Linked DNA regions of Homo sapiens: region 2 is linked to region 1. A link is a loop called in an ENCODE intact Hi-C map of the cell type or tissue named here. Cell type or tissue: GM12878. All regions are shown on one strand. Links, peaks and the distances in the headings refer to the core of each region. The heading gives the core; the rest is flanking DNA.

Evidence for each region. Peaks named below come from ENCODE experiments on the same cell type or tissue, not always from the same donor. Only the 100,000 strongest peaks of a DNase experiment are listed, where the experiment ranks them.
Region 2: it touches region 1 in a loop (5-fold over the local background); 1 of 110 quality-filtered maps calls a loop at or near these places.

The regions. Positions count from the first base shown.
Region 1 is chr10:108,844,008-108,859,853 of GRCh38, forward strand. It overlaps the pseudogene MAPKAPK5P1. Among named protein-coding and RNA genes, the nearest start is that of LINC02661, 140 kb to the left of the region's middle. In GM12878, for the core only: no CTCF peak of the experiment used is centred there; DNase peaks (open chromatin) are centred at 6,354, 6,678 and 8,374; H3K4me3 peaks cover 1,210 bases.
Region 2 is chr10:108,688,672-108,704,517 of GRCh38, forward strand. No RefSeq gene overlaps it. Among named protein-coding and RNA genes, the nearest start is that of LINC02661, 12 kb to the right of the region's middle. RefSeq lists an enhancer at 12,720-12,889. In GM12878, for the core only: no CTCF peak of the experiment used is centred there; DNase peaks (open chromatin) are centred at 8,280 and 8,620; H3K4me3 peaks cover 356 bases; H3K27ac peaks cover 1,611 bases.

The sequences.
Region 1 (15,846 bases), core at 5,998-10,997:
ATCTTTGTTTTTGTTGCAATTGTTTTTGAGGACTTGGTCAAAAATTCTTTACGAAGGCCAATGTCCAGAATGATATTTCCTGGGTTTTCACTGAAGATTCTTATATTTGACATCTTACATTTAAATCTTTAATGCATCTTGAGTTAATTTTTGTATATGGTGAAATGAAGGGGTCCAGTTTTATTCTTCTGCATATGGCTAGCCAGCTATCCCAGCACCATTTATTAAATAGGGAGTGCTTCCTCCATAGCTTATTTTTGTCAACTTTGTTGGAGTTTAGATGGCTATAGGTACGCAGCTTTACTTCTGGGTTCTCTAATCTGTTCCATTTATCTATGTGTCTGTTTTAGTACTAGTACCACACTGTTTTGGTTACTATAGCCTTATAGTATAGTTTGAAGCCAGGTAATGTGATCGCTCTGAATTTGTCCTTTTTGCTTAGGATTGCTTTGGCTATTTGGGATATTTTTGGTTCTAAATGATTATAATTGCTTTTTTCTAATTCTGTGAAAAATGACATTAGTAATCTGATAGGACTGGTGTTGAACCTGAAGTTTGCTTTGAGCAGTATGGCCATTTTAACAATATTAATTCTTTCAATCCATGAGCATGGACTGTGTTTTCATTTGTTTGTGTTCTATGACAGAAAACACTTCTTTCAGCAGTGTTCTGTAGTTCTTCTTGTAGAGATCTGTCATCTCCTTGGTTAGATATATTCCTAGACATGTTATCTTTTTGTGGCTATTGTAAATAGAATTGCATTTTTTTTTGGCTCTCAGCTTGAACGTTGTTGGTGCTTAGAAATGCTACTAGTTTTTAATGTTAATTTGATATCCTGGAACATTACTGAAGTCATTTATCAGTTCTAGGAGCCTTTTGATGGAGTCTTTAGGGTTCTTTAGGTATAGAATCACATCAGCAGGAAAGAGATAATAGACTTTTTTTTTCCTATTTGGGTTTCTTTTATTTTTTTTTCCTGCTTGATTGCTCTGGCTAGGATGTCCAGTATTATGTTGAATAGGAGTGGTAAGAATGGGCACACTTGTCTCGTCCCTGTTCTTAAGGGGAATGTTTTCAGGTTTTCCCATTCAGTATGATGTTAGTTGTAGGTTTGTCATAGGTGTCTCCTATTACCTTGAGGTATGTTCCACTTATGTCTCATTTGTTGAGGGTTTTTAATCATGAAGTGTTGTTGGATTTTCCTAAAAGCTTTTACCACACCTATTCAGAGTATCTGAAGGAACTGTAAACAGAGAAAAAACACAACTTGCCAAGTGGGAGAAAATATTTACAAATTATGCATCTGACAAAAGTCTTATACAGAATCTATAAGGAATTTAAACCAATATACAAGCAAAAAGCAAATAACCTCATTACAAATGGACACTTCTCAAAAGAAGACATACAAATGGCCAAAAAACACATAAAGAAATACTCAACATCACTAATCATCAGAAAAATGCAAATCAAGACCATAATGTGATAGCATATTACACAAGTCAGAATGGCTATTGTTAAAAAGTCAAAAATTAACAGTTGCTGGTGAGGCTGCAGAAAAAAGGGAATATTTATAAACTGTTGGTGGCAATGTAGATTAGTTCAACCACTTTGAAAAGCAGTTTGGCAATTTCTCAAAGAACTTAAAACAGAACTAACATTCAACCTAGCAATCCCATTACTGGGTATATATCCAAAGGAAAATATATAATTCTACTAAAAGACATATGCACTCGTTATGTTCACTGCAGTACTATCCACAATAGCAAAGATATGGAATCAACCTAGGTGACCATAAATGGTAGATTAGATAAGGAAAATGTGGTACATATACACCATGGAATACTACACAGCCATAAAGAAGAATGAAATTATGTTCTTTTGCAGCAACAAGAATGCAGCTGCAGGCCATTATCCTAAGTGAATTAACACAAGAACAGAAAACCAAGTACTGCATGCTCTCACTTACAGATGGGAGCTAGGCATTAGGTTCACATGGACATAAAGTTGGCAACAGTGGTCACTGAGGAGTACTAGTGGGGAGATAGGGAGGGAGCAAATGCTGAAAAAGTAACTATTGAGTACTGTGCTCCAAACCCGGGTGTTAGGATCATTCATACTCTAAACTTTAGCATCACGCAATATATTCATGTAACAAACCAGCACATGTACCCTCTGAACTTAAAATAAAAGTTGAAATTATCTTAAAAAATAAAGTAAACAAGAAAGCAGAGAGGCATCCCTGGCACAGTGTAAACCCATGCTTAGCTCAAAAGGCATTATATATGATTTGAAGCTACAAATGGCACATAAATAACCAACTCCTTTCTGGAAAGGCTGAGCCTGGAAGACAAACATAAACACAAGAGAAAAGAAGACAAGCAAAAGTGACAGAGTGGCAGCCAAGGCTGAAAAGATAGTGTTTAACCTATAATTCAGTAAGCTCTTGCTACGTATCAGGCACTGTGTGTGTGTCTGTGTGTGTGTGTCTGTGTGTGTGTGTGTGTATGTATATGTGCATATATATGTATATATGTACATAATCTCGTTTAATTTTACAGCATTGTGAGACATGACATATTAAATAAATCATACAGGTGAAGGAAATCAGGTTCAGACTACTAAATAGCAGGCCCAAGATCATTATTTATTAGGAAAATGCTCATCACAATGAAATAAAATCTTATACCCACTACTAGTGTGGCAAAAATTAAAAAGACAATAAGACAATACCAAATACGGTTGAGGATGTGGAACAACTATGTTTTTAAAGTAAGGCAGTATTTATAAGGTAAAATATACATTTGCCCTAAGACCTTTCATTTGCACTCTTAAACATTCACCTACAAGAAGTAAAACAGTATTTTCACAAAAAATTGTAAAATAATACTTATGGAAGCTTTATTTATGGTATCCAAACTTGTAAAAAATGTAAATCAACCAGAAAATTGTTAAATATATTGTAGTATATTTATGAAATTTTATGCAGCAGCTAAAAAAATCAAACAAGTGACAAATCTACAACAAAGGTGAACTCAAAAAACATTATTTTTGAAAAAAAGATATAAACTATGTAACTGCATTTACATTAATTAGAAAGAACTAATATAAAGTGATAGGAAATCAGAACAGTGGTTTTCTATGGCACGGGATTGCCCTTGGTGTGGTAGCTACAAAGGGATTTAAGGGAACTTCCTAGGGTGATACAAATGTTCTATATCTTGACTGAGTAGAGATTACACGTACATACATTTGTCAAAGCTCATTGAACTGTACAATTCCTTTCTGTACAGCTCACTTTATATATTTTTCTTCCTTTAAAAAATGCTAATATATTTGAATCAATTAGCATACCACCTGGTGCAATATGCTCAATAATGATCAGTTATTGTTATTCACATCTAACTCTTGGTATGGGATGGGGAGAGAAGATATGTTAAAGATATGTAAGTAATTCCTCAAGTGGGCCAAGACTATAACCAGAAAAGCAAACCAAATCTCTAGTATTCATTAACTAAGAGTTGGATCATCCCCATACACAGTAATTCTTACACATCCTTTAAAACAAAGATGTTATTATCCTTTTCATTGGAAAATAAAATATTTCTCTCAATTTGGCACTTTTATTTAACAAAAAATACACAAAAATTATTTTCAAAATTAATATAAATTATTACTCTTCATTTCACTTGTTAGGCAATTCTTGTTTCCTGAAAAGCATGATTACTCTTGTGCCATTCCTACATTAAAAATATGATCAATTCCATTAAATCAGAGAACATTATCTGTCAAGGATATTAATATAACATTTATTTATAAGAAGCGGTTTTTGAGCTCTCATACTCTTAATTTTACAAGTGTGCTACAACTTTAGAAAATGTCCCATAAGGCCTATGCTTATAAATGCAAGAAATAAAGAAAGAGCAGGGAGGGGAGAGGGAAGGAAGGAGAGAGGGGAAGGAAAGAAAGTGAAAAGATGGAGGGAGGAATGAAGAGAGAAAGAAAGGAAGGAAACAGAAACAGTATCACTTACCTATGCAAAATTACAAATTACAGAATTAATAAATGAAATAAAAGATATCCAGCCAGAAAAAAGACCAGATGGAATTTATTATAAATAATTCAAACAATATAAAAAGCGTTAAAGATCTCTATCTCCAAGGGTGGGGTCCTCATGGAGCATGTCAAAAGAAAGTATGATGATGTCATCAAGGAAACATTCATTTCAAGAAATACAGTATTTCCTGGACTCAGGCTAAGATCAGGGATTAGTAATCCAGTTTAAGTCAGGATTGTGGGGAAAAAACTGGCTGAGAATTTATGTGGAAAAAATCTGGCTGAGAATTTCTGTACACTGAAAATTCCTTTTAATCACCTCAAAGCTAGAAATGATATATGTGTAAACACAGTATGTGCCACATGCCCCAATATAGTTCATATTATTAAAGTGTTAGCTAACAGCGTAGCTTCCTCATGAGTCCAGACCCAGGGTTTGACTCAATGGTAATGGAAATGATGGAAGGGAGATAGCTCTTTCACAGCATGGCCCAGCACAAGCATTTTACAGAGCAGCAAGTCAGCCAAGTACCAAAGCAGATAGCTCTGACTCCACAGCACTGTCATATGTTAGAGATCACATATAGGGAGCTTATGCCTGACAATCTGCCCTTGAAGGATAATCTTACGGATGCCCCAGTGACATTTATAACTGAATTTGTCAAAACTCACCAAAGCGACATGACCAAAACGCCAGTTCACCCTTTATTAGGCAGCACCTCAGGAGATGCGAGAATTCCTCAGAAGAGTTTGGCATCATATCTACCTTGCTAACATGATACACTTACAACCAGGACTGTGGTAGGTGGACTGTCAGGGTAATTACCTACACGATGCTATGTGGAGTCTCTCCTTTTTACTCCAAATGCAATAGCAAGACAATCCCAAAATACATGTGGAGAAAGATCCTGAAAGAGAAGCAGTGACAAGTTTCAAGCACAGGCCTGAAGCCAGACCTCAGAGGTGAGCAAGATGTGAGAAAACTCCATGAGGTCAACCTAGAGGAGAGGTCTACCATCAAGAGAGTGGGGAGCAGATGAAACCCAATTTGACTGAATCTCTGTGTAATGGGCTGCTCTGCACTCAACTGATGGTGGAGAAGACAAAGGCTGCAGGAATCTAGCAGGCTCATGTACTATAATCAGCCTTAACCCCCTGCACTCTGTGAATAACCCCATTCTAAGAAAGAGAATGCTACTTTCATCAAGCCAAAGGACAATGTTTCCATCTATGGTTGTGATAATGGAGTGAAGGATTTGAATGCTGACATGGGGAAACTCTGAGATATGATGCTCTGTGTATTCTCTCAAAGGATAGAAAAAAAATAAAGATAAGAAGCTTAATGAAGCCATACATGAGTTTTGGATTATAGCAGGGATGCAAATTCCAAAATGATATTCTGCAGAGCTTCAGCTGGAATGTTGTGAAATCAAACATAAAATAGATTCACTAAGACTGGCAGAAATTGTGTAGAAAAGCAAACCACATCTCATGAATCCAATTAATGACAATTTGAAAAAATATTTTTTAAAAAATATGAAAAAATATTCCCTAAATGAATTTTATATATTTTATTACATTTTGATACAGTTTAATAATGCTATATATGTAAATACAGAAATCATTGGTAGTAAAGTATTAAGAAAAACTCACTTCCTAGAAATATTATGTTAGAACTGCTTATTCTTATGTTCATAAGGCAGTAGATGGTATTACCCAACAAGGTTCTTCAGTAATAAAGTAAATAAACCAACTATGAACAGTAAGCAAGAAACCAAGTATAGTGACATTTCTGCTTAATAAGCACTTAAATTTTTAAAAAGTCACCCCGAGTTTCACAACCTGACTATAACCACTGTGGACATTTTGAACATTCTTTCAGACATCATTCGGAAACTGTATGTATCTATAAAATGTACATCTGCAATTTTATACACAGAGAATACTGCAATTGCACCTGCTGTTTGGTGGTCTGGTCCTTTTCAATTAATAATATATTATGGACATACTTTGAAGTTACTACATGAACTTATATGTCTTTAGTTTTAATGGCTATATAATCTTGCATTGATTTTCTTAACTCAGCTTTCCTCTACAAAGCTCCTACTCAGGAAATTTTAGGTTCTTCTCAGTTTTCTGGAATTGTGAAGTATAATAAGTGGAATATCCTTTTATATATGCCATCATACATTTAGTTATTCCTCTGGAAAAGAGATTAATCAGTTTTTGCACAAAGTGCAAAATCTGTTGCTTGAAAAGCACTGAACTGTGAATCAGGAAACCTAAAGTCTAGAGCTAGTTTTCATTTCTTTCACTTCCTCTTTTCTGTCTCAGTATGCATGAAAGAAAATAAGAGAATAAGAAAGATGTCTAAGACTCTTCTAAGCTTTAAACTTCAACTCAACAAGTAAAAATATTCTTAAAAGTAACATATTAAAAACCATTTATATCTGGTTTTATCATGTATTTGTATGAAATTATAAATTTTAATCCATTGATTTAATCAAATACTTTTATTTATTCTCTCATAGGCTCTGTATGTTTGTCTAAATGATGGATGAAAGTCAGAATATATATTTTGTAGTTATTTGCATGTGAAAACCTTAGCAGAGGATGTGGCATGTAAACCACAAACTACTTCCAGTCTTAGATTTTGTTAGGATTTTAGTAACATGATAGATTTTTTAAATACATAAACATAAACATTTCCTATTTTGTCACAAACAACACTACAAGGGTATTAAACTATACACAGACCTTCGGCAGGTAGTTGAAGTCTGAAAAGGATTTGAAAGGTGATCTCAATTATTTTCATAGCATCTCTTGATGATGAGGTACAAATGGTTGGGATTATTCTTACCTCCGTTTTACAGATGAGAAAACTAAGGAACAGGAATGGAGAAACTTGTCCAAGATTGTGCGGCAAGCCAATGTCAGAGACTCTTGGTTGAACTCAACATTCAACTTCCTGATCCAGGACATTAGCTGCCAGCATCAAACATCAGAGAAATCTTAATATCAGTGACATCTACTTGCTGTAGTAGAGGCACAGGTTATTATAGCATCAAATGACATACTATGTTATAAATTTCCAAACTTTACTTTTAATGTTAATACATATTATTGATTATGGAGCATAGACATAGACCATTTATAATATATTGAAAGCCTAAAAACTCATACCATTTATTATGATAAATGTATTTGTATAAATCGGAATTTATGTTGCATATATATTACAAATACAATAAATATTTATGAACATAGAATGCTTAGAAGAGCAAAAACCCCAAGACCCACAGGGCATCATGGGTTACAATATTTTAAAATGGAGATATGATACACAATCCTTAAAAATCAAGATCTAGGCTGGGCGCGGTGGCTCACGCCTGTAATCCCAGCACTTTGGGAGGCTGAGGTGGGTGAATCACCAGAGGTCAGGAGTTCAAGACCAGCCTGGCCAACATGGTGAAACCCCATCTCTACTAAAAATACAAAAATCAGATGGGCGTGATGGCACACGCCTATAATCCCAGCTACTCAGGAGGCTGAGGCAGGAAAATCACTTGAACCCAGGAGGCGGAGGTTGCAGTGAGCTGAGATCGTGTCACTTCACTTCAGTCTGGGTGACAAAGCGAGGCTCCGTCTCAAAAAATAAAAATAAATGAAAATCAAGATTTAGAATAATATTTAATAACAAAAATATTTGTGCAATATTAAGTGAGAAAACAACTTACAAATAGTGGACATTGTAGAATACCAATTTTATAAAATCTAGCTCTAGATAAAGCACCTAGGGATATTCCTAGAACAAAAATGAAGAGTCTACAGAGGAAAAACGATTATTGAGGATTTCCTTCATATATGTATATGAGATATATATATCACATATTTATGATCTTTTTTCTGAATTTTCCATATTTTTACTTTAAATCATTGATCCTGATTATATTCAGTACAAATAATAAGAACATACACCAAATTCTATTTTCCTGACTGTGAATAATTATTGGTATCTTAAATCGATTTTGAAATTAATTACCACTTAGCTAATTGCTTCATATCAGTATCCAAATTCAAGACATATTTTTCTAAAACAGAATCACACTAAAATAAGTTGCTTATCTTGACAACTTTTCTAGTCTCAGATCCTAAGATAAAAATGGCTGCTCCCTCACAGATCTCCTTCCATGTGGCAATGGCATCAGGTTGAAATATTGAGCAAGAGCAATTCCTGAAGCATAATTTACGTACCACAGTCAGTGAGGATTTCCATAGGTCTTCAATACCGCAAAAGATCCCTAGCCTCTGTGCTCAGTACAACCCAAAAATTTCCCTTTGTGGTTTCATCTTTACTGCATTAAACATGCCCACTCTCTACCCGAGACTTAAACTGAAAGTGAAGCTAACTGAATTTCAGGTCATAGCGCTTCTAATTATGGTTTGTCACAATTCTTATATTTTGTAATTATAATATCATTATCAGGAACAAGAGGTCCCTTAGAGAAGAGTGGAGGCACTTACAGTTCAATATCAGTTTGTTCCTCAAATATAGATGGTTGGACTTCCGCTGGGTTTTGCGCCCCTAAGAATGCAATTATTCTCCAGTATTATTTTGTCTGTTTCCCAAGAAGTGTTTAATGAGCTATATAACTGTTCTTAAATACAATACCTCAATTTATTTTTTTATTAATTAACCAAGGGATTTGTCACTCCTGAGTACGAATTCTCTTACTGACCAGAATCTTCAATTTAATTATTTTCTTTAAGGAAGAGCAGAGTTCTCAGTCATTCTCTCTACATTCATTCCACATCTCTGTACTGATTTTACCTTCTCTTTCTGATGTATAAAACAGCAAAGCAACTAAGAACTTGCTGAAATGTGATTCTCTTGGCAGCCATCTTTGCATTATTACCCAAAATAAGTTCCATCCTTTCTCATCATAAGCATCACAACTACTTCAACTACTCCTCAGCTATTAGCAGAACTCTGGGGAGGTGTTATGGCTTCACACATCTTGAAGAATTTTAAGTTTAGTGAAAACTGAAAATGACCAGCCAGATGAGAAACCTAGAAATCTTTTGATATGGTATTTCACTAGAGAGTCAAGGTATTTTTAGAAAAAAAGATCTGGCAAAGACAAAGCAATAGTATCAATAGCTGAAGATTTACAGGAAGATCATTTGAGTCAAAATGAAATATTAAATCAATTAATTCAACCATTGTGCCACACAGCAAATAGATCTGCTCCATGCACTTGGCAAACCTGAGACAATAATTAGAGTAAAACAAATATTGACTTCCTCTAAGAAGAATTTGTTTCAAACCCAGAAATTTAAAAAAAGTAGACATATATCACCCCATCCTTAAAAACTTTCCATCAAAGGCAGGAAATATATGTCAGCAAGGGTATAGTAGAGCTTTTTAGCTGGGATGCGTTGTTGAATTTCATGACCTCTATGACCCATCTAAAATTCTAAAATTAAGAACTTTTCAGTGAAAAGCTTCTCATGTCTCCTTTCATAAAACCAAAGTATTTGAGAACTAGCTAGAAGATGATCCATAGAAGACCAATCTTCTGTATTTCTGCAGACGTGAGTGGCCCTCAGAGAGTGTAGGACATATTTAACCTGTATCTATATTAGAAATCTTACATCCAGGAGATGCTGTAGTATTAGAATAATGTATAGAGGACTAGATTAGGAATCAGGAGGCTGAATTCACTACTTATTGGAGAGCTGGATGACATTTTAATAAATTACTTCTCTGAACTTCAGTTTCCTCAATGTGGTTCTGAGGATAATAGTATCTGCCTGGCTTTCTTCCAAAGATCATGGTTAAGTACTTTCAAAGCCATCAAATAGTACAAAAATGCAAAAGAAAGTAATCACATGACTTTTCTGAAAATTGAGTTGAAGGGACATTTAACGTGGGACTACTACTAAATTCATATTCAAAGAGCTATCTCCCAAAAAAGCAACAATATCAATTTATATCCCAAATAATTGATGCAGCTTATAAAATCACAACATGCTTGACTCATAGTCCACAGAATCTTCCAGTGACACTTGACACAATTGTTTTTACAAAATGAATAAAAAAGCCATGATGTTGTTGGTTTGCACCCTGAAGTTTCCTTTCCAACATCTGCGAAAATAATAAACCAATTAATTATGAAACCATCTGGAACAAAATATTTTTTAAACCTCTCCCTGAATAATTGGCACTATAATAGATGACATGTCAGAACAATATTAACAAAACCATTCTCATTAAAGAAAGAAGGAAAAGAATTTGTATGAAGAAAATAATAACTGCTTGTAATCAAAGTGGGGTCACATGCTGATCCACAGCTGAGATAGGCTGAGCATCCATCGTTATGCATATTTGAGACACAAGCTGAGATTCTCAGCTGGTGCATTACTTAGTGACCTTGGGCAAGACATTCACTCCTACAGGACACTATCCTCTTCAATAAAAACATGAATTTTTAACTATCAGCCCATACTACAGAGCCACAAAATAAATGAAGAAATCCAAGAAAATGTTAGTTGCAAGGCTTTACCCAAGTTATTCATCTAGTTTGAGAAAATAGAAAAAATTCAAAACCTACCACTCACAATCTGTTACTGATACTCTCAGGGTATCTTCTAACCATCTTATCTACTTTGTATGAATAGCAAGATAGTAAAATATGGTAACTAAGAATAAAGTAAATCTGCTTTGAATTATAAATCTCAAAATTACTGTATAATCTTGATCTTGCTAGCTGTTGACATTTCTAATACTCCATTATTCATTTGAAAGTTGAAAATTATTGCAGTAAAATATTCAAAGACTTATATGAGAATTAAAATAATTCATATAACCCTTGTGCCTTTTTCTCTTTTTCCCTTGTGCCTTTTAAGCATGTAAAACATTTAAGCAGAAATACTTGCCATAAAATATTAATCATCTTAATTTTTAATTATTTTCTTATAAAATTATAATAAAACAATTTTTTCTCCTCTTTTGACATCCTTTCTTAAAATTTGTTAAATTTAGAAATCAATTTTCTAATCAAATTTAAAAATCCTATAAAAACTGGAAAGTTATCAATAATTACATTTAAGCAAAATAAAACACATAAAAACAAAATATCTATATACTTTTATTAGGTTAGCAAGAAAATCTCATTATAAGAAAATATTTGTGCCAGACTTGGCTCTGCTACTCAAATGCCCTCATCTCTTTGTAAATTACTTAAATTTTCTCATTGTATCATTTTAAACATGGAAAAACTATGTACTTTTCTCAAATAATGGTCATCAAAATCAAAGACCTATACTATCTTTGGATTCTTTTTTTTTTTTTTTTTTTTTGAGATGGAGTTTTCCTCTTTCACCCAGGCTGGAGTGCAGTGGCACAATCTCAGCTCACCACAACCTCCGCCTTCTGCTTTCAAGCGATTCTCCCGCCTCAGCCCCCTGAGTAGCCGGGATTACAGGTGACCGCCACCACACCTGGCTCATTTTTGTATTTTTAGTAGAGACGGAGTTTCACCATGTTGGCCAGGCTGGTCTCGAACTCCTGACCCTGTGATCCACCCGCCTCGGCCTCCCAAAGTGCTGGCATTACAGACGTGATCCACTGGATTCTATTTAATCTGTATCAAGATCATAGTCACATTTTTAAATTAGAAATAGAAAAAACAATCCTAAAATTCTGCTCTATGAAGAAATGTTTACATATCCAACATAGTTAGAAGATAAAAGACATCAAACAATTATATAATCAAATATAACAATGTAAAACATGTATTGTCTGGAAAAGATGTAAAAATTAAACCAGTTGCATAATAGTTGTAGAGTTTTATATTATAAAATCTTAATAAGCATAAACTAATGTCTTAATGCATTTCTTTTTAACTTTATGTTTTTAAATATAGGCATAGGAATTTACCAAACTAGTACATACAGTCCTTCCCATATTTCCTCAAAGGTAACATCTTATGTAACTATGATACAATATCAAAAATGGAAAATTAACATTGATACAATACCGTTAACTAAACTGCAGACTCCTTTACTTTGCCATGCCACTAGTGATGTATGAGAGTTTCAGTTGCTTTACATCCTTGTCAACATTTGGATTCCCCTGTCTTTTTAAATTTTAGCAATTCTGATGAGTGGTATAGAGTGGTCTCACGGTGGTTTAATCTGCATTTCCCTAATGACTATTGATGTTCAGCATCTTCTCACGTGCTTATTTGCCATTTTTATATTTTCGTAGATGAAGTGGCTAAATATTATGCCCCCTTTTTAATTTTTAGAAGTTAATTGTTAAACTTTTATACAACTGTTTAGATTTACAAGAATATTGCAATGATATTACAAAGTTCCCATGTATCACAAGGCCAATTATACCTATTGTTAACATCTTACATTGGTATAATACATGTGTCACAATGAATTAACTAATATTGATATATTAATAACTAAAGTCTATATTTTATTGAGATTTTCTTGCTGCTCGCCTGATGTCTTTTTTATTGTTTCAGGTTTCCAATAAAGATAATACATTACATTTAGTTGTCATGTCTCCTTAGGTTTCTCTTGGCTACGAAAGTTTTTCAGACTTGCCTTGTTTTTGTTGGCCTGGAAAATTCCGAAGAGTACTTATCATGTGTCTTGTCAAATGTCCTTCTATTGAAATTTCTCTGATCTATTTCTTATTATTAGACTGAAGTTACAAATTTCAGGCTGTCACAGAAGTACTATATTGATCACATAACATATATATAATATTATACTATTGACATGACTTCTTACTGTTAATGCTGACATTGATCCCTTGACCAAGGTAGTATTGGTCAGGATTTTTCACTGTAAATTTATACTTTGTTTTCTCATTTCCATACTGTACTCTTTAGAAATAAGCTACCACGTGCAGCCCACATGGAGTGGGATGGTATGCTTTATCTCTTGAGAGTATAGTACTTACATAAACTATTTGGAAATCTTTGCCATAATAAGTTATTTTTATTATGAAATATTATTTATAATAATAATTATAAAATTTTATTCATTCATTCGTTTACATCACTATAGATTAATGGATATTCATTTTATACTTTGGATTATATTTCAATACCACTTTATTTTATTTTTCACATTGGTCCACTTTGGCCCTTGGAAGCTCTTTCATTAGGCTCCTGTGCCCCTTTGACACACTCCCATCAGTGTATTTTTGTTTAAGAATTTTCTTAATTTCTGGCACCACATAATACTCAAGGCTTATCCTGTACATTTCCTGACCATGTCCTATAATTAGCCATTCCTCTAACTAACATTTTAATGGGAAAATGGTATTTTATTATTATTATTATTATACTTTAAGTTTTAGGGTACATGTGCACAATGTGCAGGTTAGTTATACATGTATACATGTGCCATGCCGGTGTGCTGCACCCATTAACTCGTCATTTAGCATTAGGTGTATCTCCTAAAGCTATCCCTCGCCCCACTCCCCACCCCACAACAGTCCCAAGAGTGTGATGTTCCCCTTCCCGTGACCATGTGTTCTCATTGTTCAATTCCCACCTATGAGCGAGAATATGTGGTGTTTGGTTTTCTGTTCTTGCGATAGTTTACTGAGAATGATGATTTCCAATTTCATCCATGTCCCTACAAAGGACATGAACTCATCATTTTTTATGGCCGTATAGTATTCCATGGTGTATATGTGCCACATTTGCTTAATCCAATCCATCATTGTTGGACATTTGGATTGGTTCCAAGTCTTTGCTATTGTGAATAGTGCCGTGATAAACATACGTGTGCATGTGTCTTTATAGCAGCATGATTTGTAGTCCTTTGGGTATATACCCAGTAATGGGATGGCTGGGTCAAATGGTATTTCTAGTTCTAGATCCCTGAGGAATCGCCACACTGTCTTCCACAATGGTTGAACTAGTTTACAGTCCCACCAACAGTGTAAAAGTGTTCCTATTTCTTCACATCCTCTCCAGCACCTGTTGTTTCCTGACTTTTTAATGATTGCCATTCTAACTGGTGTGAGATGGTATCTCATTGTAGTTTTGATTTGCATTTCTCTGATGGCCAGTGATGGTGAGCATTTTTTCATGTGTTTTTTGGCTGCATAAATGTCTTCTTTTGAGAAGTGTCTGTCATGTCCTTTGCCCACTTTTTGATGGGGTTGTTTTTTTCTTGTAAATTTGTTTGAGTTCATTGTAGATTCTGGATATTAGCCCTTTGTCAGATGAGTGGATTGCGAAAATTTTCTCCCATTGTGTAGGTTGCCTGTTCACTCTGATGGTAGTTTATTTTGCTGTGCAGAAGCTCTTTAGTTTAATTAGATCCCATTTGTCAATTTTGGCTTTTGTTGCCATTGCTTTTGGTGTTTTAGACATGAAGTCCTTGCCCATGCCTATGTCCTGAATGGTAATGCCTAGGTTTTCTTCTAGGGTTTTTATGGTTTTAGGTCAAACGTTTAAGTCTTTAATCCATCTCGAATTAATTTTTGTATAAGGTGTAAGGAAGGGATCCAGTTTCAGCCTTCTACATATGGCTAGCCCGTTTTCCCAGCACCATTTACTAAATAGGGAATCCTTTCCCCATTGCTTGTTTTTCTCAGGTTTTTCAAAGATCAGACAGTTGTAGATATGCGGCATTATTTCTGAGAGCTCTGTTCTGTTCCATTGATCTATATCTCTGTTTTGGTACCAGTACCATGCTGTTTTGGTTACTGTAGCCTTGTAGTATAGTTTGAAGTCAGGTAGCGTGATGGAAGTCAGTGTGGCGATTCCTCAGGGATCTAGAACTAGAAATACCATTTGACCCAGCCATCCCATTACTGGGTATATACCCAAAGGACTATAAATCATGCTGCTATAAAGACACATGCACACGTATGTTTATCACGGCACTATTCACAATAGCAAAGACTTGGAACCAACCCAAATGTCCAACAATGATAGACTGGATTAAGAAAATGTGGCACATATACACCATGGAATACTATACAGCCATCAAAAATGATGAGTTCATGTCCTTTGTAGGGACATGGATGAAATTGGAAATCATCATTCTCAGTAAACTATCGCAAGGACAAAAAACCAAACACCACATATTCTCACTCATAGGTGGCAACTGAACAATGAGAACACATGGTCACAGGAAGGGGAACATCCCACTCTGGGGACTGTTGTGGGGTGGGGGGAGGGGCGAGGGATAGCTTTAGGAGATATACCTAATGCTAAATGACGAGTTATTGGGTGCAGCACACCAGCAGGGCACATGTATACATATGTAACTAACCTGCACATTGTGAACGTGTACCCTAAAACTTAAAGTATAATAATAATAAAATAAAATAAAAAGAAAATTACAGTACAAAAAAAAAAGACAACACCTCTGTTGCTGTAAATCTCTCTGTCCAACTGTCATAAAACATCTCATGTATCTTTGGGTTTACTTACAGAAGAAAGAGAAGAGAAGAGAAGATGGGAGAAAGGGAGGGAGGAAAGAAAGAAAATGAAAGAAAGAGAGGCAGGAAAGGAAGGGAGAAATAAAGAGAAAGAAAGAAAAAATTAACTTTTTTTTTCTAGAGTAAATGTGAAAATGATGCTTTTTCCTCTGCTTTTCCTGAAGTCTCTGTGCAATTGTATCAGAAAATAAAGAGCGATTATCTACTTTTGATTTCACAGAAGTATTTTACTCTTGGTTCTGAGAAGTTTGGGTTTGAATTTATGGACATACATGTTTTATAATTTTTGTCCAACGCAAAAACAA
Region 2 (15,846 bases), core at 5,510-10,509, 160 kb before region 1:
TTATTTTTTAGTTGTTCAGGATCCACAAAAATTAATTAACATGTTGGGATATTTTGGAAGAAGTCACATTGAACAGCTCCTTCTTTTTAATTGAAGAGATATTTCTCATTCATTTTTTCCAAAACTCAGAATTCTAAGTGCAACTCTACTGCCATTTCCTGAGACCAGACCTACCAGTAATTAAAAGCAGAATTTAAGGTAATGTATTAATAAGATAAATGAAGGTGATTCATATTTTTTCTTCCCTCCCACATTTCTTTTTCCTTTCATCTATTTCTAGAGATGTTCATCTCCTACATACATATTACCTAGGTCATTGGATCTGCTAATTAACCTTTATGTTGAGTATACCTACAACATACCTGGTAGCGCTGAGATAAAAACAGAGTAAGCTGGCATGACATATCTTATCAGGCTGGACAGATCAGTTCTCAAGTCTCTGGGGGGACCAAAACTCCTTGAAGGAAGAAGCTATATTTGCAATATTATGCTGACTGCAAGGGCATCAAAAGGGGCCAGTAGACTGTCTACAAAGTTTGAATCTGTGAAATTATTGACCAGGTGACAATGTTCTTCATACGTTTAGGCCAAACAAAACTGCTTTCATTCCAAAGGTCTTCTTTCTGCATAAGTGAATTGATCTCTTGGGAAAAGCCCTCATTCTCTGGGTACCCAGGAGTATATTTTTGGCTGCAAGTTACAGAAATCCTAACATAATTGACCTAAATGGTAAACACATTTATTGTCTTGCATAAGAAGAAGAACTGTAGAAGTAGGATATTCCTGGTTCATTAAACAGCTTAATGACATCATCATGGCTTAGGTTTCTCCTCCTAACTTTCTTTTCTGCCAGCCTCTCTGTGTTCACCCCTTCCATGGCCAAATAATGTCTATTGGAGTTCCATCTGGCATATACTGCTAAGCAGCATTATGCGAAATAATGAGGCTGTGTCTTTTCATGGGTCAATTTTGAAGGTTAAAAACAAGCCAAAAATACCATCTCTCTGAAGTCCCACTGGCAGATATCTCCTAACATTTCATCGGCAATCACATCACAACATTTATTGGAAATGGAAATTGGATGACCTTGTCTTACAAGCAATCAATAATGTTTCTCATGTTCTGCTACTAACCAGTTGTACAACTTAAGTGCCTTTTCTCTCTAGGAGTCAACTTTCTTTCTTTTTTCCTTTTGAGTATCTTATCTATATTTAACTATATGAATTCTTGGAAAATCTAATTCAACCAGTCTTTTCTATGTATTTGGTGAGTAGACTCCTACACTTGTAGGATTCTATGCTAGACTGTAAGAGTTTAAAAGATTACTGAGATATGCTTTTTGCCCTTAAAGATCTTAAGGGATTAGACAAACAGACATTCTCCCATGACACTGGATTCAATCTGAAAAGACATAAATCCATAGCTACTGATAAGTGACTTGACACCTGGGGGACTCTGAGACTAAAACAGTTGAGATCAGATTTAGGGGATAATAAGGAAAGACACTGGGTACTGAGGATACAACTTGAGCCTTAGACTGATCCCTTTAAAGCTAGGAAATTCTGGACTTTTCTATAATTTAGACCAGTAACATTTCTTCTAATTTAAAGGATCAAAGTGATAGAGTGAACAAATGCATGAAACTGGAGAAGGCCTGAGTGTTTCAGAAACAGCCAGAAAAAAATGTAAAAATTATCTTGGAAAAAAAGGAAAAGAAGAATAAAAATATTCTGCAATATAGGGTACTTGTCAACAACCAGCACATTTGCAAGTTGACATTTTCCTCTAATGCCAGCCCATATCATATATTTCCATGAAAATCAATCTAAAAGCTAATAGAAAGTGGGGCCAAGTTGATGAAATGTCATTTTCTCTGACTGCTTGATTTCCTTTCACCCTCCTCGAATTGACTCCCTGACTGTGTCATGCATAGGTTAATTGACACAGATGGTTTTTTTTAAATGCAGAATTGTGGGCACATACAGCTTAAGTTGTAACATGGAGATAGCTATAAGTCAGGCTAAGATGAGACATGATGATGATGATGATGATGACGATGACGATGACGACGACGATGATGGTAATGAAGATGTCAAAACTGTAACATCTACAATTTATTGTTTGTTTCCCATGTTCCAACCATTATTCTAAAGATATTAGAAACATAATTTCTGCATACCACCACTACCATTTTGTTGAGTGTTGCTGAAGCTCCAGAAACACAAGTTACTTTCTCATAGAACTATAGCTTTAAGTGACAGAGCAAAAACCAGATACAAATCTGTCTAACTCCAAGCTGTGGTATGTTATCTAATATACTATAGTTACTTTACATCTTGTCTTAGAGGTTCATGTTGGGATGAACCCCTGGCATGTACCTAATAAGTGTATGATGACCATGGCAATGGAATGCTGCCCATCCTTCTCTTACTGTCAGGGAGATTAATATCTCTTTGCTTATTGGGAGGGAGTTTGAGGGGGCTAGCTGGATACCCAGCTCAGTCTAGATCAGGACTTCTTAATCTTGTTATTATTGACATTGGGGACCAGATAATTTTGTTTGTCATGAGGCCTGTCCTGCAAATTGTAAAATGTTTAGCAGTATCCTTGGCTTGTACTACCCTCTAGATGCCAGCAGCACCCCCTGCAGGTATGACAACCAAAAATATCTCCAGATATCCATCAGATACAAATCTACATTTGGTTGTAAACGATTGGTCTAGAGTCTTATAAAAGAGATAACTTGCCTTAATTCATTTGTGCTACTATAACAGAATACCTGTGACTGCATAATTTTTAATTAACAGAAATTTATTGGCTCATGGTCTGGAGGCTGGAAGTCTAAGGTCAAGGCATTGGCAGTTTTGGTGTCTGGTGAGGCCATTCTCCTCCTCCAAGAAGGATGTGCCTTGTACTCTGCATCCTCTGGAGGGAGGTAGGCTGGATCCTCACATAGCAGAAGGTGGAAGGGCTGAGAAAGGCAAAAGGGAGCAAATTTGACCTCTTATAATTGCATTAATCCCATCCCTGAAGGTGGAGCCTTCATGGCCCAATCACCTTTTAAAGTTTCTTGCTCTTAATACAGTTACAATGGCAATTAAATTTCAAGATTAGCTTTGAAGAGGACAAACATTCAAATAGTAATATACTGATAAAACAGAGAGAGTCAACTTTGCTCTTTGTGATTGGAATTATCATATAATACATTGTTCTGAAATATGCTGTGTTTTTCTTTATTAAAAGCATAACTCCTATTGATTAAAAGAGAAAGACAAAGGCCAGACAAGGTAAGCCTCTCCAGGAACTAGACTAAGTCAAGTCAAGGACCCAAACATTCTAGATTGGGCTGTGGATAAAAACAAGCTCCTGAAGGGAAGTTTGGATCTGGGCCATATTTAAGAATCAGTAGGAGAGATTAGAAAAAAGAGCTTGGCAGGCTACTGACCTGGTATTCAAGTCTCATCATTGCATTATTTTAGGCAACTCTGTACTGCAGAGCAAGCTGCCCAGTTCAGCTTCAAGGAGGGAAATAAACTGGCATTTGCTGAAGCCCAGTTAGGGACTAGGCATATTTATACTTCATCTCATTTTGTATGTTTGCTGACCATGTATACAATATGCCTTTGAGTTAGTTCTTATTATTCCCATTTTAGCAAATACAGACTTGAGATATAGAGATGTTAATAGTTCTCCCAAATTGCCAAACTAGTAAGAGGAGAAATAGAATTAGAATTCTCCGATGTCTAAAGTCAGGCCCATTAAATCAAGCCCTCTCACAATTCAGAAGAAAAAAAGGTGATGGGACAGAGTACTCCAATAACTAGTAACTCAATTATTTCCATGAACAGGTAAGACAATTTTGTGGTTCTTACTCGTTTAAAATATGTATAGAAACATTGCATTTTTCCTTAGAGAGCATGCAACACTTTGAAATGAGCCAAAACATTCTTTTCTCCAAAGGAAATACGTAAGCCACTTTACATAAGTCAATTTCTAGCTCATAGGTCTCAGAAGTATCATAAAGAGCATAAGTAAATATAAATATGTGCACATATTCTCACAGCAATTGTTAAACCATTATTAAACTACATGGATAAGAAGACTAAGAACTGAAGGCCAAGAGGAGGAGTCTAGGAAGATGACTGGGTAGGAAGCACCAGGAATCTATCTCCCCCTTACATAACAATTAAGCTTGCAGAATCTGCCTTATATGACTGTTTTGGATCTATGGAGTCTATTAAAGCCTTGAAGCTTCCAAGAGAAGGCTTCAACACTCAGTTGTGGTTAACTTTGGTCAATTTCAGCTTTTAGCTCAACAGCAGCTACTACTTCCCCATGCACAGCCCCATGGCAGGCACCGGTGCATGTGCTCCTGAAGCAGCTTCCATGCATATCGTAGGAACTGGGGTGTGGGACAGCAATAAAGACCTGTCTTCTAAATATTGGGGATCTGTGTTCTGAACTCTGATTGCTGTTTCTAATCACTGAGGCCTAAGCCAGAGGTGAGCAGCTATTATTGTTTCACACCCCCCCATTAAAACAAACCCAATTCCCTTCCGTTGAATGACGTTGAGGAGATTGAAATGTCCACTGCCTTTTTTTTTTTTATCACTTTCCTTTTTCTCTTTTTCTTCTTTGTGGAGCCAAACTACACTAGGACATTGAAAAGCAACTGCATACTTTGGAACATTTTAAAAATTACTGTGCATACCCAGGCAAAGGCTCATGCTCAGAAAACACCTGAAGAGAATTTAAGTTTACACCTCAGGTTGATCATCAGCACAGAGACAGCCTACAGAAATTGAAAACAACAAGTCCTGGAGAAAGAGGAGAATCTGATTTTCAGAGCTGCCACATTATTAGTTCAGATGTCCAGTTTTCAACAACAACAACAAAACTACGGGGCATACAATTAAATTGGAAAGTGTGGCCCATTTACAGGGAAACAAAAAACACAAACACAAAAGAGGAACTATCCTTGAGAAAGACTTCATAGCAGATTTACCTAATAAAAAAAGACTTTAAAACAGCTCTCTTAAAGATACTCAAAGAACTAAAGGAGGGAATCACTTCCAAGATGGCTGTATAGAAACAGCTCTGGTCTACAGCTCCCAGCAAGACTGATGCAGAAGACGGGTAATTTCTGCTTTTGCAACTGAGGTACCTAGTTCATTTCACTGGGACTGGTTGGACAGTGATTGCAGCCTACGGAGGGCAAGCAGAAGCAGGGCAGGGCATCGCATCACCTGGGAGGTGCAAGGAGTTGGGAGATTTCCCTTTCCTAACCAAGGGAAGCCATGAGTGGCTGTACCTGGATGAATGGTATACTCCTACCCAAATACTGCACTTTTCCCATGGTCTTGACAACCGGCAGACCAAGAGATTCCATCCTGTGCCTGTCTTGGTGGGTCCCATGCTCACAGAGCCTTTCTTGCTGCTAGGACAGCAGTCTGAGTTCGACCTGCGATGCTGGAGCTTTGCAGGGGGAGGGCTGTCCACTATTGCTGAGGCTTGAGTAGGCAGTACTATGCTCATAGAGTATAATAAACAAAGTGGCAGGGAAGCTTAAACTGGGTGGAGCCCACTGCAGCTCAGCAAGGCCTAGTGCCTCTCTAGATTCCACCTCTGGGGGCAGGGCATACCTGAACAAAAGGCAGCAGACAGCTTCTGCAGACTTAAACATCCCTGCCTGACAGCTCTAAAGAGATCAGTGGTTTCCCAGAACAGTGTTTGAGCTCTGATAATGGACAGACTGCCTCCTCAAGTGGGTCCCTGACCCCCATGTAGCCTGACTAGGAGACACCTCTCAGGAGGGGCTGACAGACACCTCATACATGTGGGTTCCCCTCTGGGACAAAGCTTCCAGAGGAAGGATCAGGCAGCAATATTTGCTGTTCTGCAACCTCCACTGGTGATACCCAAGCAAACAGGTTCTGGATAGGACCTCCAGAAAACTCCAACAGACCTGCAGGTGAGGGGGACTGTCTGTTGGAAGGAAAACTAACAAACAGAAAGGAATCGCATCAACATCCACAAAAAGGGCATCCACACCAAAACTCCAACTGTAGGTCACAAACATAAAAGACCAAAGGTAGATAAAACCGCAAAGATGGGGACAAACCAGAGCAGAAAAGCTGAAAATTCCAAAAACCAGAACACCTCTTCTCCTCCAAAGGAACACAACTCCTTGCCAGCAAGGGAACAAAACTGGACAGAGAATGAGTTTGACAAGTTGACAGAAGTAGGCTTCAGAAGGTCAGTAATAACAAACTTTTCTGAGCTAAAGGAGCATGTTCTAACCTATCGCAAGGAAGCTAAAAATGTTGAAAAAAGGTTAGATAAATGGCTAACTAGAATAACCAGTGTAGAGAAGAGCTTAAATGATCTGATGGAGCTGAAAACCACAGTACGAGAACTTCATGAAGCACACACCAGCTTCAATAGCTGATTTGATCAAGTGGAAGAAAGGATATCGGTGATGGAAGATCAAATTAATGAAATAAAGTGGGACGACAAAATTAGAGAAAAAAGAATGAAAAGAAATGAACGAAGCCTCAAGAAATATGGGACTATGTGAAAAGATCAAATCTATGTACAAGATTCTATGTACTCAGTAAAAGACATCTATGATTGCATTAAAACCTCATAACACTGAGAAGTGTGTTTGCACCTCCTCTTACAAATGAACAATTTATGTTAGGAGAGATTAGGTAACTCACCCAAAACAAAATAGCAAGAAGAAGACAGAGACAGGATTGGGTTTGGAGATCCAGCTAAACTGAGGACACTAGAATTGGGAAAATTGCTGTAAGAGAGGCTCGTGAGAGAAGGAGGTTGGTAGGAGAAATTACAGATTTGGGAAATTAAGAGTGATTTCACCTAATTTTGCAGCAAAACAACTAATATTTAGGTCCCCCTTTAAAATAAACTCATTTATGAGTTCATTCAAATTATGTAAACGGCCTGTGGCTCATACCCTAGACTGGGCTATCTGTGAGTATTCAACTGCATAAATCCGTTTAAATGCCATCACATGCAAAGAAACACTGTTCCTTCCAAGAGACCAGATTTAGCCATAATTTCATTTCATTCACTCATTTGTGCAGTTACACATTTACTCTTTCAAATATTTGATTTTCCAGTAAATGTCAGACACTGGGGCTATAGAACCAAAGGTGTCATGCTCTGTCCCAGACCTGGAGGAACATCCAACCTTACTAGAAGCAGTAGTCAAGAGAATAGACCCAGACAAACACAGAGCCATACCCACGTGTCTCCAATCCTAACATCTCTTCTGTGCATTAAAGGTCAGCTCAACAAAATCCAACTCTTGGAAAGTCTTTGTGAAGTGTAAACACTTGCAAAACTCTCTCTTCCACACATTGTTAAGCCAACTGAATCATTTAACCACAGGTTCTCAGGATGATTTCCTGGTAAGTTAGAATATCTTTTTAAGCATCAATCAGTTTCTCTCAGTCTTCTCTCAACTAGAAATTATGGCATTAATTAAAAAGAGGAAAATCAATGGAAAACATGTGTGTTCCTTTACATCAATTCACTAGCCATTAAAGTTACTTTTCAGCTTATTCAATGAGAAATAAAAACCTATCACAAAATTAAAAAAATTGATTATATATGTGGAAAGAGTTTTTTTTTGTCTGTTCATTTTGTTTTCTTCAATAATCTTAAAGCTTTTCAGGATAAGAAAAATTTAGGTTTCAAGTTGCCTCAACTCTAAATCTGAACTTGTGAAATTCAATTTTCCTCTAAATCACAGGCCCAACTCCTTTCCATTCCCTTTAAGACAGGGATAAAATGATTAAGTAAACCCCTAAACTTAAGGGTTTGCTGTCATGACATTTTTCCTGAGGTAAGGGCAAAAAATGTGAAAAAGAGTATAAGTCCTTAATTGTATGCACAGTCAGGAGACAAAACATTGTATAAATGTAAGTTGGCCGATACTTTGGTTACTTTTCTTGCCTTCTGAAAATGCAATAAAACTGCACTAAAGAAGCAAAGGGGAGAAATGGCTTCTTGCATACAAATTTCTCACTTTCCAAAGACTGGCCAGAAAATCAGCTGTTTTTATCTGTGTTCATATCTCTCAACCATTTAGATACTTATTATATTCTTCATAACCTTGACGATATTTCATAAGAAACAGAAATGCTAACAAAGAAACTTAAACAAATTAAATGGAACCTACTCTTTGACATGCAAATGTGTTTTAGTTTTGCCCCGCTAGGTCGTATGTTTCATTATGATTAAAAATGTCAAACAATATTTCGCCTGCTGGGAGTGTAGGTTTTACTTCTACTTTTCAATCTTACTCAAACCTCCTTACTGAATAATTTATGAGGTACAGCAGCCTTTGGTTGCTTTTCTAAAATTACAAACTATGAACCCCATGGTGGCATTTTGCTAAATGGTTTTGCACATATTGGCTTTTGAACATTTACAGAATAAAAGTACACAATAAGAATATCTTTTAGATGATTATTCTCTTATGTGCAACTTTCAGGAAAGAAAATAATCTGGCTACATCAATAGAGCAACTGAGTGAGTCAAATCTTCTGTCTACTCAATTCATGAGTTTGTCTTTCATTTTGGGTGATGTAATCCTCAAATACTTATCAGTCTCTCTCATTCCTCACTAACACTCTTCCCCTCAACCTACCTTTTGCTGAAAAACTCATTGATTAGGAGTTATGTGGAGAGCACTTACTAGCTGAAAGCCAAAGTAGTATATTGAAGCCACCTGCTTTCTCTCTAACTACTTCCTCTGGTGTTCTGTGAGCTTAAATGAGCTTGCCAGGGGTGTTTTCAGTGTGCCAAGGTCACTGGAAAAATAATTCCCTTTGTAATATGAAATACTTAAAGGGCACTCATGAGAGAAATGGAACAACCTATTTGGGGAAATCAAGACGGTTGGGGACACTGAGGTTTTACAACTGGGGTTTTAAATAGGTATGTTTTGTTCAATAACTTTTTAGAATAATAGACTACCATGGTCGTATGTTCTTGTCCATCCAAAACAGCAGTTGAGAAGATCTAGTGAGATAATATACGCTTAATGTAGGTCCCATCCCATGGAAAATGTCCAGTATGTTTGTATTAATTTTCCCTTTATGTGAGAGTCACTGTAAACATGCCAAGGGGAACAGGGCTTTCTTTAGGAGGAACTCTGTATTAGAAAACTTACTTTAAAAAAAGGAAGATGAGAATTTTAGCATCATAGCCATGATTGACAAACGGGAGACTCTACTTTATACCCATTAGGATGGCTATAATCAAAAAGAGCCAAAATTAAAAAGTGATGCTGAATATGGGAAGAAATTGAAACTCATATACATTGCTAGTAGGACTATAAAATGATGTGGTCACTTTAGAAAACAGCTTGGCAGTTTCTCAAAATGTTAGATATAGAGTTCCTCTATGACCCAGCAATTTCACTTCTAGGTATATAATCAAGAGCACTGGGAGATATACCTAATGCTAAATGACGAGTTAATGGGTGCAGCACACCAACATGGCACATGTATACATATGTAACAAACCTGCATTTGTGCATATGTACCCTAAAACTTAAAGTATAATAATAAAATAAAAATTAAAAAAAGAGTAATGAAAACATATGTCCACACAAAAACTTGTACAGGAATATTTATAACAGCACTATTCATAATAACCAAAAAGTAGAAACAACCCAAATGTTTATCAACTGATGACTGGATAAACAAAACGGTATATTCATATGACAGAGGATTATTTGGCCATTTGAAAATAATGAAATGCTGATAAATGCTACGACATGGATGAACTTTGAAAACATCATGATAAATAAAAAGTCCAGATACCAAAGACGACATATTATTTGATTCTATTTGTATGAAATGTCCAGAATAGGAAAATTTGTAAAGACAGAGGATGCCTGATTGGTTGCTTCAGACTGGGGGATGGAACGTGACTGCAAATGGTACAGGGGTTTTCTGTTGGGTGATGAGAATGTTCTAAAATTATTGGTGATGGTTGCACAACTCAGTGAATATATTAAAATCACTGAATTGTGCACTTTAAAGGGATGAATTTTATAGTATGTGAATTATATCTTAATAAATACCTTAAAAAATAATAATTAGATAAGAACCAATTCACAGGGTCCCAGAATGGGAGATATTACATACATGTGCTGTGGTATCTTATACATTAAAGTAGTATATCAATTTGAAAAGTAATTTTTTCTATCAAAAGTCAAATCAGGCCAAATTAAAGACGTTTAGTTTATTGCACATATAAAAGAACAGTTTGAGAACTGAAAAACTACGAACTGAAAAGTGGTAAGAAGCCTGCTAACAGCAGTTACGCAGTTACAGATCACAGCGAATAAGGGAGAATGTATTTTGACCTTTTTAAAAAATACATTAGCATTGTGTGTTACATATTAGCATTCTTTTTTTTTTTTTTTTGAGATAGAGTCTCATTCTGTCACCCAGGCTAGCATGTAGCATGCAAGAGCAAGATCATAGCTCACTGCAGTCTCAACTTCCCAGGTTCAAAGAATTCTCTCACCTCAGGCTCCAGAGTAGATGGGACTAGAGCACCAATCACCATGCCTGGCTAATTTTGTTGATTGACATGGAGTCTCACTGTGTTGCCCAGGCTAGTTGTGAACTCCTGGGCTCAAGTGATCCTCCCATTTTGGCCTCCCAAAGTGCTGGGATTACAGGCATGAGCCAATGCACCAAGTCCATTAAGCATTCTTTTTTAGGTAAGCCGACTGTTTAAGCTGCTCTGTCTATAGCTGACTGTCTTAATTTCACTGAATCATGCTTATAAGAACTTATAACTTCCTTTTTTTATTTCATTTATGATTAGAGCTGGCATTCCAGTGAAATCAGAATGACTTATGTTTTGGTTACCTGGTTTAGAGCAGTTGGCCTTGGGGTATATCCAAACTATGGCCTCCATTTTTTCTTTAATTTTTAAATTTTTTATTATACTTTAAGTTCTGGGATACATGTGCAGAATGTGCAGGTTTGTTACACAGGTATACATGTGCCATGGTTGTTTGCTGCACCCATCAACCCATCTACATTAGGTATTTCTCCTAATGCTATCCCTTGCCTAGCACCCCCACCCTCCAACAGGCACCTGTGTGTGATGTTACCCTCTCTGTGTTCATGCATTCTCATTGTTCAACTCCCACTTATGAATGAGAAGATGCAGTGTTTGTTTTTCTGTTCCTGTGTTAGTTTGCTGAGAATGAAGGTTTCCAGCTTCATCCATGTCCCCGCAAAGGACATGAACTCATTCTTTTTTATGGCTAACGCTCCTTTCTCTGTATAATACATCTTGAGACAGTCTTAAGAATCTACCTTGGAGAAAGTGTCACAACAAACTACTATGTCTCTCCAAATACTGACTTTGACCTCTTTCAAATGGTCAGAACTGAGTACTTGATAACCTTTCATGCTCAGCATGAGGACCTGAGGAACCTCAATGAGTATTAGAGTGTGGATCTGCAAGACCAAGTTCAGTGACAGACAGAGCTCATTCTGTGCTTCTCACTTTTTCTTGTGTCTCAGGATCAACTCCCTGGCGTGTGACCCAGATAAAGAAAGTTTATTCTCTTTAGAGAAACAGAGAGAGGAAGAGGAGAAGGAGAAGGAGGAAGAGGAGAAGGAGAAGGAGGAAGAGGAGAAGGAGGAGGAGGAGAAGGGAGGAAGAGGGTAGGCAAGGGACAGAGAGGGAGAGGGAGGAGGAGGGTTGGCAAGGGAGGGAAAAGCAGAAGGGAAGGGAGGAGAAATGAGAAGAAAGAAAGAAACAATGAAGGGAGGGAGGAAGAAAAGGAGCCGTTGCATTCACACAGTGGTAGTAGCCACCTTCTTCTTGTTTTGTTTTGTGTTGTTTTATTTTCTTTATCTTTAGCTTTTAGTAGAAGAAAACTGAAGGCGTGTTTTTCTTTCACTCTCACCTTTTACTCTTTCTATTCCCATCTCCCATCAACCTGGTACGACTTATCTCTTGTAGTTCCAGAGTCTGGTACCTTTATGCTGACTGGACTCTAACATGATAGCTGGTTGTGGAGAACATACAGGCATGGTTCCTGTAAGCCTCCCATCACCCTGTCACAAAGTACTTACTGTGTATTTTTACTACTTTGGGGAAAATTCATTAGCAAAGGATTGTTGCTGCAAAGTCTGGAAATTATGTCTTTCTGTGCATTCAAGATAACCTCAAATGCTGCAAGAACCCAAACATTGATAAAAATAACAATGAAACTAAACACCCATTTAACATTTATCATATACAAGACTTTGTTCTGTGTTTTCTGTTTATTAACTCAACTAATTCTCATACAGCCTTATGACATGGATACATATTCATTTCTATTTTACAGATAAGAAAGTTGAAGCTTAGCAAAGTAAAAGACCAAGGTCACACAGTGATAAAGCAGGATTTGAACCTAGGCAGTCTGATCCTAGAATCTGGGGTCTTTGCTCCTGAGCTAGCAGTGCCCCAGCCTGACTGTGCAAATTATCATTAATTGAGAAATTTTGTAGATGATTAATGCCAGGATTATTCTCCCAATTTAATAAGACTTTCTGGAACCCTACGCATAAGTCAATTTTTAAAAGCTTCCTCAGGTGATGATAATGGGTAATAAAGGTTAAAAGCCATTGCTGTGAACTGAATCACCTAAATGAAGAAAGTTTGTCCTTTACAATTATTTTAATTATTTTGTTTTAATAAAGGCAAAGTCTCAGTTTGGAGCTATTATGTCAAGTTAGGTTTGATAACATTATTTTATTTTCACTGTATTTATTGTATTTATTTTTACAGTTATTATCTATATGTAGCAGATAAGAAATATATAGATGTATACAGATATATTGTTAAATATAGATATATGAAACAAAGATAGGGCAAATATTGAAAATAAACTTAGTTTAGTGAGCTAAACTAAGGTGGTTCATAGTGGGAGAATTAAGAGCAATAACATCAAAATGCAGAACTGGACGTAGAAACCCTGAAATCAGATACTAATGTGCCTCTAATCCTCAATCAGCCCCTTTGCACCTCTGGACATCAGTCTTTAATGCCAAGTGGACACCCAAAGTGATCCACTTCGAGTTTCCACTTGAATGGTCTGCTATTTAACTTCTTCACGGCTATGTAACACAGAGTGGGTGCTCAATTGTTAGTGAATTTAAGAAAAAAAAAAAAAGCGAGAGAGAGAGAGAGAAAAAAAAAAGGCCAGTGGGAAGATAGGAAGGAAAGATAAAAAGTTAAGGAATAACTTCACAAAATATATCGCCTTTCTCAGGGAATATATATATATATATATATATATAGAGAGAGAGAGAGAGAGAGAGAGAGAGAGAGAGAGAAAGGCATATATATATATATGTGTGTGTGTATATATATGAGAAAGGCATATATATAGATAGATAAATAGAGATATCTCTCTCTCTATATATATATATATACATATAGATATAGATAGATAGAGAGAGAGAGAGAGAGAGAGAGAGAGAGAGAGAGAGAGAGAAATCAGTACATTAGGCCAGAAGAATAAATCTTTATGTGGAATTTCAGTCACCAAGGATAAGTAGGTGATGAAAATAATTTTAAAAGAGTTTCCTAATAGCCCTCAGATGGCCCCAGGTTGAATGACTTGCCTTTTTCAGGCATTTTCTTTTTTCTGCCTCTTCTCTAGCTAAACGAATATACAATCTCTGCTTTCATTCTCACCCAGCATTAACATGACACTAGTAAGTACTATTCTGACAACCCAGGATTTGCCTCTACTTTGAGGAAGTTAATGCTCTGGTATAGCCACAATCTTGATTTCTGAAGGCAGAAAATACGTCTGGAGGTCTTAGCAAACTCACAGCTTAGACTCAACCCTGACTTTCAACTCACCCCTTCCCCAGCCAAAGCCCTTGGATCATAGAGCATGGATAGAGGCCTATGGCGTTTTCTTCCCAGTCCTCAGCAGACATATTACATCAGGAGTGGTCTGTTGTGTTTACAGCTGGTAACACTGGCTCCAGTAAGGCTGAAGGCAGAGAAAGAAGGTTGAAAGCTGTTGTAGTATCCAGCCAAGAAATATAGCAGGTGACAAATCTTTTAATGTGTGAGTATGCATGTGTGTGCTGATGTACGTAGGAGGTGGAGGTGTAGGCAGAGTGACATATTGTGAAAATAAATAAATGTATGATCAACAGGAGTCAGTGATTAATTTAGAAAGAAGGAGGAGAAAAGAGGGTTTCTTAGTTGATTTTATACTATTATGACAGAATGTCTAAGACACACTTATAAAGAACAAAAATTTATTTTTTTAAACCTACAAATTTATTTTCTCATAATTCTGGAGGCTGGGAAGTCCAAGATCAAGGCACCATCAGATTCTGTTGGTGAGGAATACTCTGCTTCCAAGATGACACCTTGAAAGCTGAGTCATCCAGACAAAAGGAATGCCATGTCTTTACACAGTAGAAGGCAAAAAGGGAAAAGGGGACCCATTCTGTGTCCTCACATGGAAGAAAGCAGAAGGGCAAAAGGGATGAACTTCCTCCATCTAGCCCTTTTATAAAGTTGCCTAATCTCATTCACGAAGGCAGAGCCACACCATTCAAAGGCCATGCCTCATGGTACTATTGAACTGGGAACTAGGTTTGAGCATGAATTTTGGAGATGACAAAAACATTCAAGCCATAGCAGAAGGTCTCTGGCCTGAATAGCCAAGGAGATGGTGATGTCACTAATGAGATGATGAATCCTAAGAAGGAGGTGTTTTGAGGAGCTCCCTGGAAAGCTCCATGAATCAGAGGAGGCTGTAGGATTTTGGGCTGAGAGTGAGCTGCAGCAGTTAAAAATTCCACGTGGAGATAGCCTTTTAAAACCAGCCATTTTAATTCAAAATAGCAAAAACATAGGATTCAAAGCAGGAACATGGAAGGAATACATGACATGACATATGAAATGAAGACCTTTCATAAGCACAGCCAATAAGAAGAGGAAGAGACTAAGGTGAAGGAAAGAGAAAAAAAATCAATAAAGAAATACAATTTTCCGCAACTGTCACTCTAGCCAGGAAGGCCCATGGAAACGAATTTTGATTAAGTGCAGTAATCCTCTGAAGCAAAATGAGTCACTGACCCCTACTATTAGGTTGGTGCAAAAGTAATTGCAGTTTTTGTCATTATTTTTACCTGGCAAAAACTGCAATTATTTTTGCACCAACCTAATAGAAGCTGGTTTTCTCTGAATCTATCAACTTCAGATGAACAATTTTATGGTAGAATATAATGAGTTTGAGATGATTTGTTTAAATGCCACGTGAATCACTATTCAATGATTTGAGGCATCATCTCAGACCACCTCCCATCTCCAAGCTGTCATAAACCACCCTATCGTATGGCAGAGTTTAGCTTTTAAATCACATCCAGAGGGGTTTGCACAAATGCAGACCAATACCTTAAAGATTACTCTGATGTTTACATGTGAACTTAGTAGTGTGCCTAGTTGGACATGATGTGAGGGCAAGAGAAATAGGCCCATCTATTCTGCAGGATTTGAAAAGAGGTAGAGCTGCTGAGATTGAACAAGTGTTTTGGGCCAACTAGAAATTCAAATGTCAAGTAAGCTGTAATGGCAGGCCCTAAAATAGCAACTCTGACCATAGATGGAAGGACAGTCAAATGAGAATAGTACTAAAAGTGCAATTGAACATTTACTAGACTTCATAGCAACATTTGCACCACAGAGAAAAGTCAGCATCAGCATCCTAAAGCAAAACGCTCATGACACATGAATTAAGAATGTTTGTCACAGCCAGGT